2 separate regions of the Mus musculus genome follow, and region 1 is linked to region 2. A link is a loop called in an ENCODE intact Hi-C map of the cell type or tissue named here. Cell type or tissue: left cerebral cortex. All regions are shown on one strand. Each heading gives the region's core, and the rest is flanking DNA. Links, peaks and the distances in the headings are about the cores only.

Evidence for each region. Hi-C counts contacts between places; a loop is a spot of excess contacts. Peaks named below come from ENCODE experiments on the same cell type or tissue, not always from the same donor. Only the 100,000 strongest peaks of a DNase experiment are listed, where the experiment ranks them.
Region 1: a loop joins it to region 2, with 3 times the contacts of the local background. A loop is called at or near these places in 1 of 42 quality-filtered maps.

What each region holds. Positions count from the first base shown.
Region 1 is chr19:53,595,869-53,603,193 of GRCm38, forward strand. It overlaps Smc3 (structural maintenance of chromosomes 3), which reads left to right and starts at 4,528. Exons shown (of 29, transcript NM_007790.3): 1 at 4,528-4,686; 2 at 5,615-5,690. The coding sequence starts at 4,672. In left cerebral cortex, for the core only: a CTCF peak has its summit at 4,034 (motif pointing right); DNase peaks (open chromatin) are centred at 4,175, 5,102 and 5,465; H3K4me3 peaks cover 1,392 bases; H3K27ac peaks cover 1,405 bases.
Region 2 is chr19:53,900,420-53,907,744 of GRCm38, forward strand. It overlaps Gm30990, which reads right to left and starts at 4,185. Exons shown (of 8, transcript XM_030251154.1): 1 at 4,164-4,185; 2 at 1-3,653. The coding sequence starts at 4,185. The coding sequence ends at 2,452. It overlaps Pdcd4 (programmed cell death 4), which reads left to right and starts at 2,932. Exons shown (of 12, transcript NM_001168491.1): 1 at 2,932-3,069; 2 at 7,030-7,136. The coding sequence starts at 7,094. In left cerebral cortex, for the core only: a CTCF peak has its summit at 3,708; DNase peaks (open chromatin) are centred at 2,512, 2,896, 3,397 and 3,758; H3K4me3 peaks cover 2,500 bases; H3K27ac peaks cover 2,233 bases.

The DNA of each region.
Region 1 (7,325 bases), core at 3,046-5,545, 300 kb before region 2:
CACCAAGGCAGGATAGTACAATACTTTCTCCAAGGTTGCCAAATGCATGTGGACTGAACATTGTGAATGTGATTCTTAACTGATAGTTTTCACAATTTTTCTTATATATACAGTTTATTGGTGTTAGAGACAGAGCCTTTTGTTGAACTAAAAGGGGGGAGAGGTACTGGTCTTCTAAGAGACACATGAGGAGTTCCTACCCCCACCCCCTGCCTCCCTCTTCATCCTCCTGCACATATGTAGCAGATGGAGCGGGGGCTATCCCAAAAGCTGCTGCCTGTTTGTGGGATATGTTCTTCTAGCTGGGGTGCCTTATCTGGCCTCAGTGGGAAAGGATGTGTCTAGCCTCGAAGAGACTTGATGTACCAGGGTGTGTGTGTGTATGTGTGTGTGTGTGGGATATCCAGAGGGCCCCCACCCACTCAGAGGAGAATGGGAGGGTTGAATGGGGGAAGGATTGGTGGGGGTCAATGAGCGGGGTATAAAATGAATAAATAAAAATAAAAAACATTCAAACCTAAAAAAACCCAAAACATAACAAAAACTTAGAAGTTTAAATATGTTCCCCACTGCCTCATGGCATGTTGTGGCTGTCAAATAAGGAAGCACCATAAATAAATATCTTCTAAATTGTGAAGAGAGAGAGACATAGAGAGAGGAGGGGGGAGAGGGTGAGGGAGAGGGAGAGAGAAACAAACACACACACACAGAGGGAGGGAGAGAAAGACAGAGAGACACACACACCCAAAGACACACACACCCAAAGACACAGAGAGAGAGAGAGAGAGAGAGAGAGAGAGAGAGAGAGAGAGAGAGAGACATACCTGTAATCCCAGTGCCCTAGAGGCAAAAGGATCAAGTTTCAGGACACCCGGGCTTCACAGCAAGTTCCAGGCTATCTTGGCTACATAAGTAAAACAGAAGAAAACACACAAAACCAGTCATCCCCTACAAACCAAGTCCTTAGCAGAACCAGCTGCAGACAGCTCCTTACATTTGGAAGACTTCATCCTCAAGTGCTCCAGGGAGCCTTAGCTTACTGGGGAGCCCCTGAGTGAACCATGTGGAGCCAGGATCGATGCAAAAAGCAAGAGGAATTTATTGTTCCAGTGCACTGGGGTTGTCCCAGATCCAAAGGAGAGGCAGCCCCCAGGACCTGTTTAGCGAGTTTTTTTATATGGTTTCCAGGGGCAGAATAGAGCATCAGCAACTAGGCACAATATGATTGGCAGAACAGTGCACCCTTTAAACTGATTGGTCTTTAGGGAATGAGGTGACAAGGACTTCCCTTGTCTGTAGGTGGGCAAAGGGTCTGTCCTGTTGTTGAAATGTTAATTAGCCTCGCCCTTCCGGAGGGACAAGTGTCTCATGACCTTCTCAAAGTTCCTAAGCTGACCTTTTCTGTGCTATAACAATACAACTCAGTTCTCTGCTTCTTTCTTTCTCTAAGGCAGAGGGAGGCTGCACAGCCGAGCACAGCTGACCTTCAAAAGCAAGGCAAGGGCCTGAAGGTCGTTCCCAAGTTGCCCTGTGCTTCCATATGACAATATACCTTGTCCCAATCTCCACTGAGTGCCCCAGGATTGACCCCAGAGGACCTCCTTGGTTGAAGTTCCTGGCTTTTCTCTCTTTAATGTCTCATTCTCCTGGACCCCATTACTCTGCTGGCTGAGAGTGCCTTCTATATAAACTACCTGTACCCTTAGTTTTCAGCTACTATGAAGTGCTATCAATGTTATGTATAATTCTTTTTTTTTTTAATTTTATTTTTTAGGTTTTTTCGAGACAGGGTTTCTCTGTACAGCCCTGGCTGTCCTGGAACTCACTCTGTAGACCAGGCTGGCCTCAAACTCAGAAATCCACCTGTCTCTGCCTCCCAAGTGCTGGGGTTAAAGGCATGCACCAGCACTGCCTGGCATGTATAATTATCTTAAACCTTTTGATTCAAAGACCCTACAACCATCTTATCTGGTGTTGAATGCAGTCATGTGCTCTGTAGCCCTTGTGTAGCCAGCTTCCTTCTCTTAGCATTTTAAAAAAGAAATTCATTCATGTTTGTAGAATGCATCCTTTTTTATTGCTCAATGGTATTTCTTTTCTTTTTTGGGGGGGGGGTGTGGGGGGGGGGAGTGTTGAGACAGGGTTTCTCAGTAGCCCTGGCTGTCCTGGAACTCACTTTGTAGACCAGGCTGGCCTCGAACTCAGAAATCTGCCTGCCTCTGCCTCCAGAGTTCTAGGATTAAAGGCTTGCGCCACCACGCCCGGCTTCAATAGTATTTTTTTTTAGATTTATTTATTTATTTATTTATTTATTATATGTAAAGTACACTGTAGCTGTCTTCAGACGCACCAGGCACCAGAAGAGGGCATCGGATCTCATTACGGGTGGTTGTTAGCCACCATGTGGTTGCTGGGATTTGAACTTCTGACCTTCGGAAAAGCAGTCGGGTGCTCTTACCCATTGAGCCATCTCACCAGCCCCCTTCAATAGTATTTCTTTGTGGCGTCTATTTCACTTTCATTTTATATCGCTTGATACTTAGTAATCTGTGATAACTGTTAAAAGCCAGGAGAGCCAGGCACTGTGGTAAGAACTTGGCCTCTGTGCATTTTCCCTTCATAAGATTTGGTTACTTTGTGCAAAATAATTGAAGAGAGCAATAGTAACAAAATGAAATTCTTCATCTCTTAGATTTTACTATCATGGAGAGAGACAATAAATATAAACAAGGCAATAGTCTAAAATCACTTATTTGATATTGTAGAGATTTAAAAAAAAAAACCTTTTTCCCCTATTTATATGATTATACAAGCTAACTGAATAAAGTTCATAAAATGTGTAAAGGCCTAAGAAGGAAAGTAAAAATCTCATTGTAGTGGAAACCATCATAAAAGTTCTGGTGACTTCACTATTATTGAAAAATAGGGTCTCCTTCAAACCCACTAAGCAGTAGATGAATTTGAACTTTTGATCTTGCATCCACCTTCCCAGGGTTCTGGGATCACAGATGTGTGCCACTAGGCTACCCAGTGCTGGGGAAGCGTCTAAGACCTCCTGTATGACAAACTAGGGCTTTACCAACTGCACTGCAAACCCAGCCGTCATCCTGAGGAACTGAATGAAGGCTTAGAATTCTGTTTATAATATACCCCAAACCCTCACAAACTGACAGGGGTAGAGGTCCTTAACTCCCAAAATGAAATTTTAAATTAAATTTCTTTCTTTCTTTTCTTTCTCTTTTAATACTTTTTCTTTTTTTTTTTTTTTTCCCTCAAACTTTGGGTGGAATTTGGCCAGAGTTTCAGATAAAGGATTCCCAGTAGGGCACAAGATTTGCCCTTCCTCGTAGACATGTTGAGGGTGAGAACTGCCTCAGGAAGCAGGAATGGTGACCAGGACCTTATTAGGTCGTCCAGGTTTGTTTGTTTATTTCCCAGTAGGCAATTTTAGAGTTGCCCAGAACTCTACTCCCTACACTGATTGTATACATTTAGCCGGGCAGTGATGGCATAAGCCTTTAATCCCAGCACTGGGGAGGCAGAGGCAGGCAGATCCTGAGTTTGAGGCCTGCCTGGTCTACAGAGCGAATTCTAGGAAAGCCAGGGCTAAAAAAAATCCTATACATTTAGGGACTGACCCTAGTACCTACCTATTTCTTTTCTTTCTCTCTCTTACTTTCTTTTCGAGACAGGGTTTCTCTGTGTAGCCCTGGCTGTCCTGGAACTCACTTTGTAGACCAGGCTGGCCTCGAACTCAGAAATCCGCCTGCCTCTGCCTCCCGAGTGCTGGGATTAAAGGCGTGCACCACCACCCCGGCTCCTTTTTTTTTTTTTTTTTCTTTTTTCTTTTTTTTTTAATTTACCTATTTCAAGAAATTTATTTGTGGCAATTGTACAGGTCTTTCTATAAGGAGTTTAAAGTCATCCTTAGCTACAAGGTGAAATCGGGGCTTGGAAAACTAAAGACAACCTCCCTAAATCAATCCCTTCAAATGTCCTAGCGTCCTCCAGTTCTCTCAGAGCCGTCAGGAGGCTCGGAACCAGCAGGAGGCGCTCTGAGCTAATAAAGAGAATAATGGAAGCGCGGAGGTTCTGAGCTCAGAACCCCAGGCAGTCACAATGAGACCTACATTCAAGTCGGGCGCTAGGCTGACAGGCCACGTCCTTTTTAAGCGGCCCGGCGACCACGTGACCTCCGGCGCGCTCGGCGATTGGCTCCGCTCGTCTCACTCCAGGCTTTGGCGCCGAGCAGGCCCCGCCCCTCACGGGCGCGACCATAGTCCGTGCGTCCGGAGGTAGTTCCTGCCGGCCTCTGGAGCGGGGCTCCTCCGAGTCGGACTCCCAAGTGATTCTCAGCAAAACAAGAGGATAAGAAAATCCTTTTCTCAGATCAGGTCCGTCTAAGAGGGCCGCGGGAGAGGGGCCTTTCCTACGCGACAGAGTGGAACCGGCCCAGACTCCCCCTGCGATCCGCATCGCTTCCATCGTGGTTCCGCCCGACGCGCGGGCCCCGCCTCCGCGGCCGCCGCCATTTTGTTTGGCCACAGGGGGAGCGAGCGGGAGCGAGCGGAGCGCTGTGAGGAGGGGGCTGTCTTGCTCGTCTTCCGAGCCTGCGGCCGCGCTGCTGCGGTGCTGAGGCGACGCCTTCCCCCTGCCGAGGGGCGCGGAGCCATGTACATCAAGCAGGTAAGGGCCGTGAGAGGCGGCGGGGTGTCCCGGAGCGCGCCGCGGGTGGGTTAGGGCCGGCCTGGGCTTGGGGGGGCGGGGAGGAGCGGGGCCCTGACGAGCCGAGCGCCGGGCTGCAGTCGGCGCTTTCCCCCGGGGCGCGGTGCGTGGAGCCGAGCGGAGCCGAGCGGGACCGGGCGCGGCGGGCTGCAGGCGGAGGCCCGGCTTCCTCGGGCGCCGCGGGCTGCTGCGAGCTGCTGGGAGGCCGCGTCGTTCTGCAGGCAGGCATGGCGGTGCATGGACCGCCTTCGCGAGGCCCCGGGCTGGGCTGCAGGCTCTCTCCGCCTTGCCTCAGGCTTTGCCCCAGCAGGGCGGACCCTCGCAGCAGGTCGCGTCGCGCCTGCTCACTCGGTTGTTTACTTCTGTCAAAATGCTCTTCCCGCGCGCGAGCGCCGAGCCCCCGGGACACGCGCTGGGCGACGTTTTTCTATTGGACGGGTCAGGCTCGGAGCGTTGCGATCCTATCTATCCCCTTTTCACTTAATTTTTATTATCTTATTTCTTTTTCTCAATGGACTCATTGGGGCTGGCCAGTGGTTTGACTGAAGGATGCCCTCTCACTGGGCTCGCAGGCTGGCAAGCTGCGACCAGCTCGCTCGCCCGCCCGCTCGCCTGCCTGCTGTCTGGACCTTTACTGTCGTGCAGAGCTCGGGGTCGAAGCCGCTGGGTTTGGAGAGCTTCTCCCAGAGCAGCCCTGCACCAGCAAGGGTTGCAGGCCATGTCGGAAGGGGTTTAGCGAATCTTTAACTTGCTTGCTCCCGATCGCAATGGTCTCCGCCGAGTGGACCGTTTCTGTCTTGCCTTGCGTGAGAAGCAAGAGACGGAGAAGGAAAGAATGTTGCCCTAGAAGTGCTTTCTGTGTTCTCAAGGGTTGTCTCTTCTTTAATAGGTGATCATCCAGGGCTTCCGAAGTTACCGAGACCAAACAATTGTAGATCCCTTCAGCTCCAAACATAATGTCATCGGTAAGTAAGTGTTCTTGGTTTACCATGTTAGACTTAGAATTGCTACCGATAGACGTGACAGGCCAGGGGAGACGGGAGTTGTCTTTGAATGTTAATATTCCTCCATGGGATTACCTGTTTCGTGTCTGCACCGATGAATTGCTTATTTTATAAAAATAAAATTTTTGTGTAACTCAGACGGATAAATCATTTTGGAGCCCAGTGGTGTAAGTTAAGTAGTGGAATGTTTGCCTAGCGTGTGTGTGTGTGTGTGTGTGTGTGTGTGTGTGTGTGTGTGTAGGATGTTGATGATGTGTCTTCATTTCAGAACCTTTTACATGAGAGGGTGTCGCCTGTTTTGTTCTTAGTCCATCACTGTTACTTTCTTTGAAGGATGGCTTATTTGCAGATTGTGGTCTTTTTCCCTTGCCAATTTCTTTGTGAGTGTGAGTTTTTATGAGAGACGTGAACAGACACTACCTGTCTCAGAAGGCCATTGGAAAGAGTAAAGAGAAGGGATATGGAAATTTGAGATTAAAGCTCACATGATTGTTGCCATTAACAGTACTTAGTTAAGGTTTTTTTGGTGTTTAAAGTCTCCGTTTTGCTGAGGAAACCACGTGCCACTGAATTTTGAAGGATGGATGAAGTTAGTGCTAGACTTGAGAGGTTCTGGCATTGGTGGTTTGACTGTTACAGTGTCCTAGTTGCAGTTTGCTAGGCCAGCCAGATGAGGTACTCTAGACAGTGGGCTAGGTGGTCCTGGAGAATAGAGGTTGGGGTTTCTGGTACCAGCAGGAGTGAATTCTGATGGGGCCTCATCGGGACCTTATCTAGCACTGTCAGTACAGGATAGGTGAGATCTGCGAGCAGACTTAGTCGAGGGGAAAAAAATGCCAGTGTTCACAGAAGGCCTTTAGAGAACAAGGCATTATTTACATAACATATGAAAGAAAACAACGAAGGAAATCCAGGAGTGGTTACTTAGTTCCAGCTACTCAAGAGGCTAAAGTGAGAGGACTCTTGAGTTGAGGAATTGAAGATGAATGTAGTCTGTGGCAGGACGGTTGGAGGCTAGGCTCTTTCTGCTGTTGGTACATGGGCTGCCCCCTTTGTGAGAGTAGAGTAGCCTGCTGTTTGTTCTCCTTGTGCTTGAGCTACAGAGGGTGCTAACCGACTAACTCGCAGCACAAGCATCTCCATTGTACTGGGCTTTTGCTGCATTTCATTATAGGAGCTTCCTGGTGTTTGCTAGTCTGAAAATCCTAAAAATGGAGAAAAAGAAATAATAACTAGGTTTTATGATATTTCTTATACTTCTAAGCTGAAAAATGCCTTAATATTTCAGTTGTGTGGTTGTCATCTGTGGAGATAGTGATTGCTATCTAGAATCATGTCTATGAGGTCTGTTAAGTATTTTTGTTTTAGTCAGATAGCAGTAGTTCTTTCCCTTTGCTTGCAACATAGTTTCTTTTGAGAGGAAAGTAAGAATTCTTCTATGTTTTAACTAAGATAAAGCTCCTTTCTTGATGCTACTTTTCCTGCCTGGTGCTGTTCACTGTGAGACAGATGGGAAGTTGTTATTAATGGGAAGAAAGTGGGAAGTAGTTAGGCAGTGAAGTTGTCTTTTAAATATATAGTGATGGGCTGGGGAGG
Region 2 (7,325 bases), core at 2,301-4,800:
AGTTTCTTGCAAGGGTGAGAACAGTGCTTAAGAGTCAGATCTCAAATGTGGCTTCGTCCAGAGCCCCGAGGTCACCGCCGCAGGATCCTCGGCGGTTTGACTTCCATTTCTGTATTTCTAGGCCATTTACTCGTGTGCCAAACGTAACACCAACCATCTCTCTGTCCTTTTTCTGATTAGTGGATGGCTTCATGCGGTTGTCCAGGCTGGCCTTGGGACACATGGAAGTCCTCTTGCCTCTCTCTGCTAACTGCTGGAATCACAGGTGTGACCGTGCCTGGCATCTGGCGTCACTCTTGCCTGTGGGATGGAGGGAAACTTCATTATCAAAGCTTTGCAACCACAGACAGATCCTCGATTGAGATCGACTCTTATTTTGCCCATACCCCATTGAGTGAGTCCTTCCTTGACACTAGAGGAAAATTTGGTTGTCTCTTGTTCATCATTCCCAGGACTCCTGTGGTGCTATCTAAGTTCTTGGCAGAGCCTCTCAAGGTGTTAGGACTTGAACGAATCCCAGAGAACCCTTGAAGTAGATTATGACTTCTTTTATAGTTTGCCAAGAGCACAGCTGGATTAGTTAGGTGCTTTTCACAGACTGGGCAGCCAATAAATAGCTGCAGATTGATTTGCTCTGCAAGAGTTCTTGGTACCTGGTTACTTTCCTATTTCTAGTGCATTTCTTTCATGTTTATCCTTTTAGAACATTTAGCTGTAACAGCACAGGTTTCCTGGATCCAGTGTGGCTGGAAGGAATGTCGGTGATAGTGTCTGTCATCATCTATAGTCCCAAAGTGGTTTCTTGCAACACATTCCAGGATATCTTGAAGAAAAAGAGTTCTGTGTTTAAATAAATAGAGAGACATTGAGTTTCATAGGCTGGCCACCAAAGTTGCCAAAGAGTTAGGAGTAAAGGAAAATGTAACTTGGTTGAAAGGTGTTCTTTCCAAGACGTGGCCATGAAACAGTTTCTCCCCTACATTTTTTTTTCAGGATGCCTATTAAAGTACTACAAAAATTCATGTACTTCTGAATTTTACTGGTAAAGAAACAAGTCTTGAGGAGAGAGTGGGGTTGTTATAGAGAGAGACTAAGCAGCTGGGACAAGAACATCATTCCTATTTTGTCCAAACTGGTCAACCACATACTAAGGTGTGTTTGGGAATTTCAGGTATCAGGGTGAGGGTGGAGATGGTTAGCAGAAGGGATTTGAATGTTTTATTCTCTACTAGGCCTTTTTCCCCCCCAGGGAGCAATTAGACAATATTTTCCCAGGGGGCAGATTTCCTAAACAGACTCTTTTAAAGGTCCAAGATTCCCTTTTAAAAATGGGAGTTGTTTATTCTTATCTCCTGATTTTGGGATAGTTGCCTTATAAAGCCTGGATGTAGTAGCATGTGCCAAGTGACGCTTTAGATGCTGGCCATGTGAGGAAGTCCCGAGCAAGAGCCGGTGATGACTACTGACTTTTGGGATTCTCTGTGAGCTCGCACAAGGCGTACTTATTACATGGGTATAATATATCTACAAAGCACCTCTCAAGCTCACCATACTAAGGGTGAGTGAGACACGGGGCTTGTGGGACAAGCCAGGACTGGGACTCAGATGAAACAATGCCGGGCAGAATGTCCTCAGTCCCTGCAGACTGGCTGGTGCTCCGCGGAATCAGGTTTCAGAAAATGGATCATACTGGCATGAGACTTGATAAAGACTGAGGGAGGCTGAGAGACTTGGATAAGATGTACCAGGCAGAGAGGCCATCTAGGAGAGACATTTCGAGATGATATGATAAAAGACCTGGCAAGACACAAGGGAGGATGCGGAGCAGTGAGCTGTCCAAGTGGGTTCAGGAGGACGGGTATCCAGGGGTTAGGGTGTGCAGACATAGCCTTGAAGCCTATAAGTCGCACTGTGGGCTCTAGGGTGTCTGCTGAGAAGCAGGCACTCCAGGGAGGCAGTGGGGAGCTTGTGAAGGTGTGTGTGTGTGTGTGTGTGTGTGTGTGTGTGTGTGTGTGAAGAACATTAGATAACACCAGGCAGTAAGAGCCGGGGTAGAAAGGCCCACGTTAGGGGATGGTGGTTGCTATCGAGCAGTTCAGTTCTGAAAAGACCAAGGGAAACATTCTGGTATTGCCATTCAGACTAAAGGTAAACATGGCCAGAGAAAGCAGGTCAGTCACTTTCCAGGTGCACAGGAAGAACATACGGTGCTGCACATTATCTCAGGCGATAACATCCGAGACAAAATGAAGGCTAGAGATGGCAGCCAGAAGGAAACGTCACAGAAGACAGCTAGAGAGGGCTGATTCAATACACAAACCATAGCCATGGTTGAGAAACCCAGCTTTGGAAAGAATGCAAGCACCATAGTGGCCTGGCTGGTTAGCAAAGGGACTTCAGTTTTTGTATCTCTTTATCTGGGAAAAGGGAGCGATTTTTATCTCAAAGGGGTTAGGCTTTTCCTGCGAGAAACTTCCTGAGCACGTGGACACACGGCAGGAGCCACGCGAGAGCAAGGACCAGCGGGCAGAAGTTAAGTAGTGGTTGCAGATTCTCCCAGACGCCCAGAAATAGTGGGGACCTCAGGAAATCCACAACCGCCCTAGAATTGGGCTGAGACGCCCTGTAGAGAGGACTGGCCGGTCTGGTCCACGAGCCGCGCCCCAGCCCCCAGCCCCCAGCCCGGCACAGCCCTCCGCCCGCTTTCACAACCCGGCCCTCTGCACTTAACCCCCACTCTGGCTGGTGGCCGAGCGGGTCCCAAGCCCAGCGCGCATGCGCCGACGGCGCCCCGCCCCCCTGAGCCCCGCCCCTATTTCCACGTCTCACTTCCCCTAGCTCTGCCTCGCCGCCTCGGCTGCAGCTCGGCCGCCACGATTGGCTGCGGGACGTCCTCCTCTCGGCCAATAGACGCCACGCCGTCGCCCCCGTGTTACTGGGTAGAACAAAACAAAAACAAACAGAGCGAGCGGGGCCAGAGGCGCTCCGAGGCAGCGGCGGCGGAGGCTGAGGAACGGGGTCGGGGCCCGGCGGACCGGAGACCCGGGCGAGCGGCGGCGGCCCGAGGGGGTCAGTACTGTGGGCGCGGCTCGCACGCTCGGGCGGGCGGCGTCCTCGTCCCTTAGGCCCGGGTCGGCGGAGGCTGCCGCACGTTGGGAGGGGGAGGGGGCGTGGAGGCCTCGCCGCGGGGGTCGGGACGCTCGGTCCCTGTCCACGCTGGCCCTGGAGCCCTCCGGCCACCGGCGCTCGCCCAACGCCCGGGGCTGCGGGGAGCTGCCGGTGCTCGCTCTCCGAGGCCGGGTCGGTCGGGCCGGGGAGCTGCAGCACGGGCCCGCCCCCTCCTCCGCAGCCCCATCCCCGGCGGCCGGGCGTGCGTGGCTGCGTGCGCTCGCGGTGAGAGGAGCCTCCGGGCGCCCGGTCCGACGCAGTTGGACGCGGGGGACGGGACGGTAGGAGAGGGGTGTCGTCCGGACGGAGATCCGGTGAGGGGTCGGTGCCCCGAACCGAGGCCTGGTCCGCCTCGGCCGGCCCTGCCCGCTGCCGGAGGGTTGGGGTCCTGCGGGACAGGCGTCGGTCGGTGCGGGCACGGGGCGGGGACAGCTGCCCTCCCGGCCCTGTGCCAACTCCTCCTTGCAGTCTCCTGTACAGGGTCCCTTAAAAAAAGTACAATACAACCTAGAGAAAACAAAGCCGAGAAGGGAGCCCCCTCTCTGTGAACGCATGCTGTGTCTGCTGCCCGTGGCTGTCCGCTACTGTAATGTACGTAGAGGGCGTGCTTTTTGGTTTTTGGTTTTGGTTTTTTGTTTTTGCTTTCCCTGAACAGCCTCAGAACTGCAGATGTAGGTCTCGCCTATCTTCCCCGAGCCCCTCCTTGGGAACTGGCTCTGTAAACCAGCCTCTGTAGTCGACTACCTGCTATGAATGATTCAAAATGCGGCTCCGGGCCTGGGTGAGGGGTGGGTGTGAGGCCTACGAGCTGCGTTTAAGACATTTTGATAGCTTCACAGCTGTAATACTCTTGATTTAAGAGTTTGAAATTTTAGGGGAAGGCCCTAGCATATATATTCGTGCTCGTATTTATATCCATAATATGCGTGCGATATCTATCTATATATCTATATCTATCTCGTGGTAAGAGTAGAGGAAAATAAAATACTTGTTACGGCTGCAAAAATAAATGTACATGGTTGCTCTCAGTAGTGGTTGCTTTTGCGTTATTGTTGTAGAGTGCTCTTAGCAGAATGCAAGTTGCTAATTAATGTGACTGCATCCCAGGGAAGAATTAAGGTCATTTTCTAGTTAACATGTGGTCTAAACTTGACTTCCAAAATGTCAAAGTAATTTATCGGGCATTTAGGAAATGCACTGGATAACAGTTAATTTCAGCTTAATCGTTTTTAGCTGTATACATAGCTTCCCCTTACCCCATGGGAAATGATTTTGTATAGATTAGTGTGGAGCAAATGGAATTTAGATTTTTTTGTTGTTGTTGTTGCTGTTGTTTTGCCTAAGGTTGAGGTAAGTATTTTAAGGATCGTTAAATTAAAAGAAAAAAAAAAGCCCACTGAAGAGAGTGTCACATACTGTCCTTTAGAACAGCTGTGAAGCTATGGGTGTGTCTGCGTCTTGACTGCTTGATCCAGTTGTTATGGTCTGGAGATAGAACTATTTTTTGGTTGTTATAATTAATAAAACATCATATCATGTGATAGTTATTTCCTGATAGCTGTTTTCAGTATCATATCTTTAGTGATTGGAAAGCAGTTTTAACAGTTGGTGTACAAGTCCACGTTGTTAAAAGCTGCTTTTTGTTAACCCTAAGAAGGACTTCCTTGTAAGGCACTCTAAGCTCATGTACTGAATGTACAGCGTCTGGGTTCTCGTGGTCGTTCACCCAGTGTGAACAACCTTGCAGAGAACATCCTTTCCTTCTAAACCTCTTGAGTTGTGTGCAAAGGGAATACGTGAAGCTCATGAAATAATGCTTACACAATTAGTTCACTGTGAATGTCAAAGGGCTTGATAAGCACTACTTATATTTCCCCCATTATTAGACAGATGCTGCAGAAAATATTTCCTCAGAGACTATACTTGCATCTAGAATGAAAATCACACTTCACAGTGTTAAATTCAAATCACATCAGAGCTGACAGACTTTCTCTAGCATGTAATTCATGCACACACTGAAGGAAAGCAGGACATGGCCTTTTCAGCCATGGAAGGTAGCAAAAATTTCCATTTCCAAACTACACTTGGTCTTATATTTGTATGACTCTCTGTGTATCTATTTTAAAATTCATTTTTCTAGATCCTAAGTTGTTTAAAATGAAGTAAGCAGCCATGTAGACTTGCATGTTAGTTAATTCTGAGTAGAATTAGAGAATGCTTTTTACCATGTTCTCTTGGGCAGGATGATAACATCTTGATGTAGCCTAACAGTTACGACATGAATTCAACATCAGGTGCTATTCTTGTTTCACAAGTTAATATCCTTTTAGAGAAAAACGATATAGAGCTAAAGGGTCTTACGCGTGTCATCTAAGTTCTATCACCTGTCTGCTCTCCACCACAGCACACAAGGGCCGCTTGTGGAGGTGTTAAACTCCTGCCGATCCTTGCTTGTGCTGCCTCTAGTGCTGGATTACAGATGTGGTTTTACCACGTCTGCCTTTTATTTGTTCTTAAAGTAGGTTGAGTGTTTTTTTAAATGAAAATTTTAGATTATAGAAGCGACATGCTGAATATAAATCACATAAGAGAAAGGGTTACTTAAAAAACGTCTTCCTGTTTCAGCGCCTCATAAAAAGTGTAGTGGGCGGGGTAATGACCCTACAGCTGCTGCTGCGGTCAGAAAAGATCAGTACATGAAATATTCTTGATTAGTCAAAACTGCTGTTTTTATTTTGGAGTAAATTTTAGATTTTGTTAGAGAGTTACCCAATACTTATGTCCCTGTATGTGGATGTAAAGTTAACTTTAAGACTGTATTAAATGTGGGCTGGAAAGAGGAACATGTGTTAAGAGTGCATAATGTTCTTCCAGAGGACCTGAGTTTGGTTCCCAGCATTCTCATTTGTTAACTCACAGCTCCCTGTGAGTCCAGCTCTGGGGGATCTAGTGCCTACTTCTACTCTGCACAGCTACCTAAACACAGTGTGGCTTGCAAGCACTTGAGAGCATACACACACATACACCACACACATCACACACACCACACACACACACACACCATACACACACCACACACACCATGCACACACACACACACCACATACACACATACCACACACACACACACACACCACACACACATACACACACCATACACCACACACACACCATACACCACACACACAAACATGCCACACACACACCCCACACCACACACACCACACACACACACACACACACACACACACCACAACCACACACACACCATACACCACACACACAACACACACACACCACAACCACACACACACCATACACCACACACACACCACACACACACATACACACACACACATACACACACCACCACACACACACCACACACACACATACACACACACTACAACCACACACACACACACCAACCACACACACACCATACACCACACACACACACATACACACACACACACACACACACACATCCAGACACACCCCCCCCCACACCCACACACCCACAGGTGGGGGGAGTCTTAAGAGATTTGGTGTGTATGTTTAAGTTAAAAGCTATGTGTGTTACAAACATTTCTTTAAACCTTACATTTAAGGGATTCATTGGCACATGCTGAAATCTGATGCATTTTTATCTCAATCTTTTTCTTCCTTCTCTTTGTCTCAGAAAAGCTCTTGGAGAAGTTTGGAGCTAAGTATTAATTTGATTAACTTTGAAAGCATAGCAAATTCCTAAAAAGGGACTTAGGCTTTTTTTTTTTTTTCATTTTATTCAAGTAAGTTGACTTTAATTGTGTCAGTTTAGAAGCCGTTGAACCTTTTTCATTTCTTTTTTTTTTTAAATAGATCCTCAAGGAAGACTTGCATTTAGTAAGTTGTGTATAATCAGTGCAAGCGAAATTAAGGAAAAATGGATATAGAAAATGAGCAGACACTGAATGTGAACCCCACTGGTGAGTAGTGTCCTAACCCCTGCCTTGTGACCAAACTTGAAACTATTCCATATTTTATGTGGGGAAAATGAGAGTAAAACGTTTAAAGTACTTTTTTAGCCATGCATAAGGTATCCTAGCTCTGCAAAAAGGCAGCAGAAACTCGTAAAAGATCTTCAAAAGACAGGGAAAGATGTCTAGTGAAGTTGG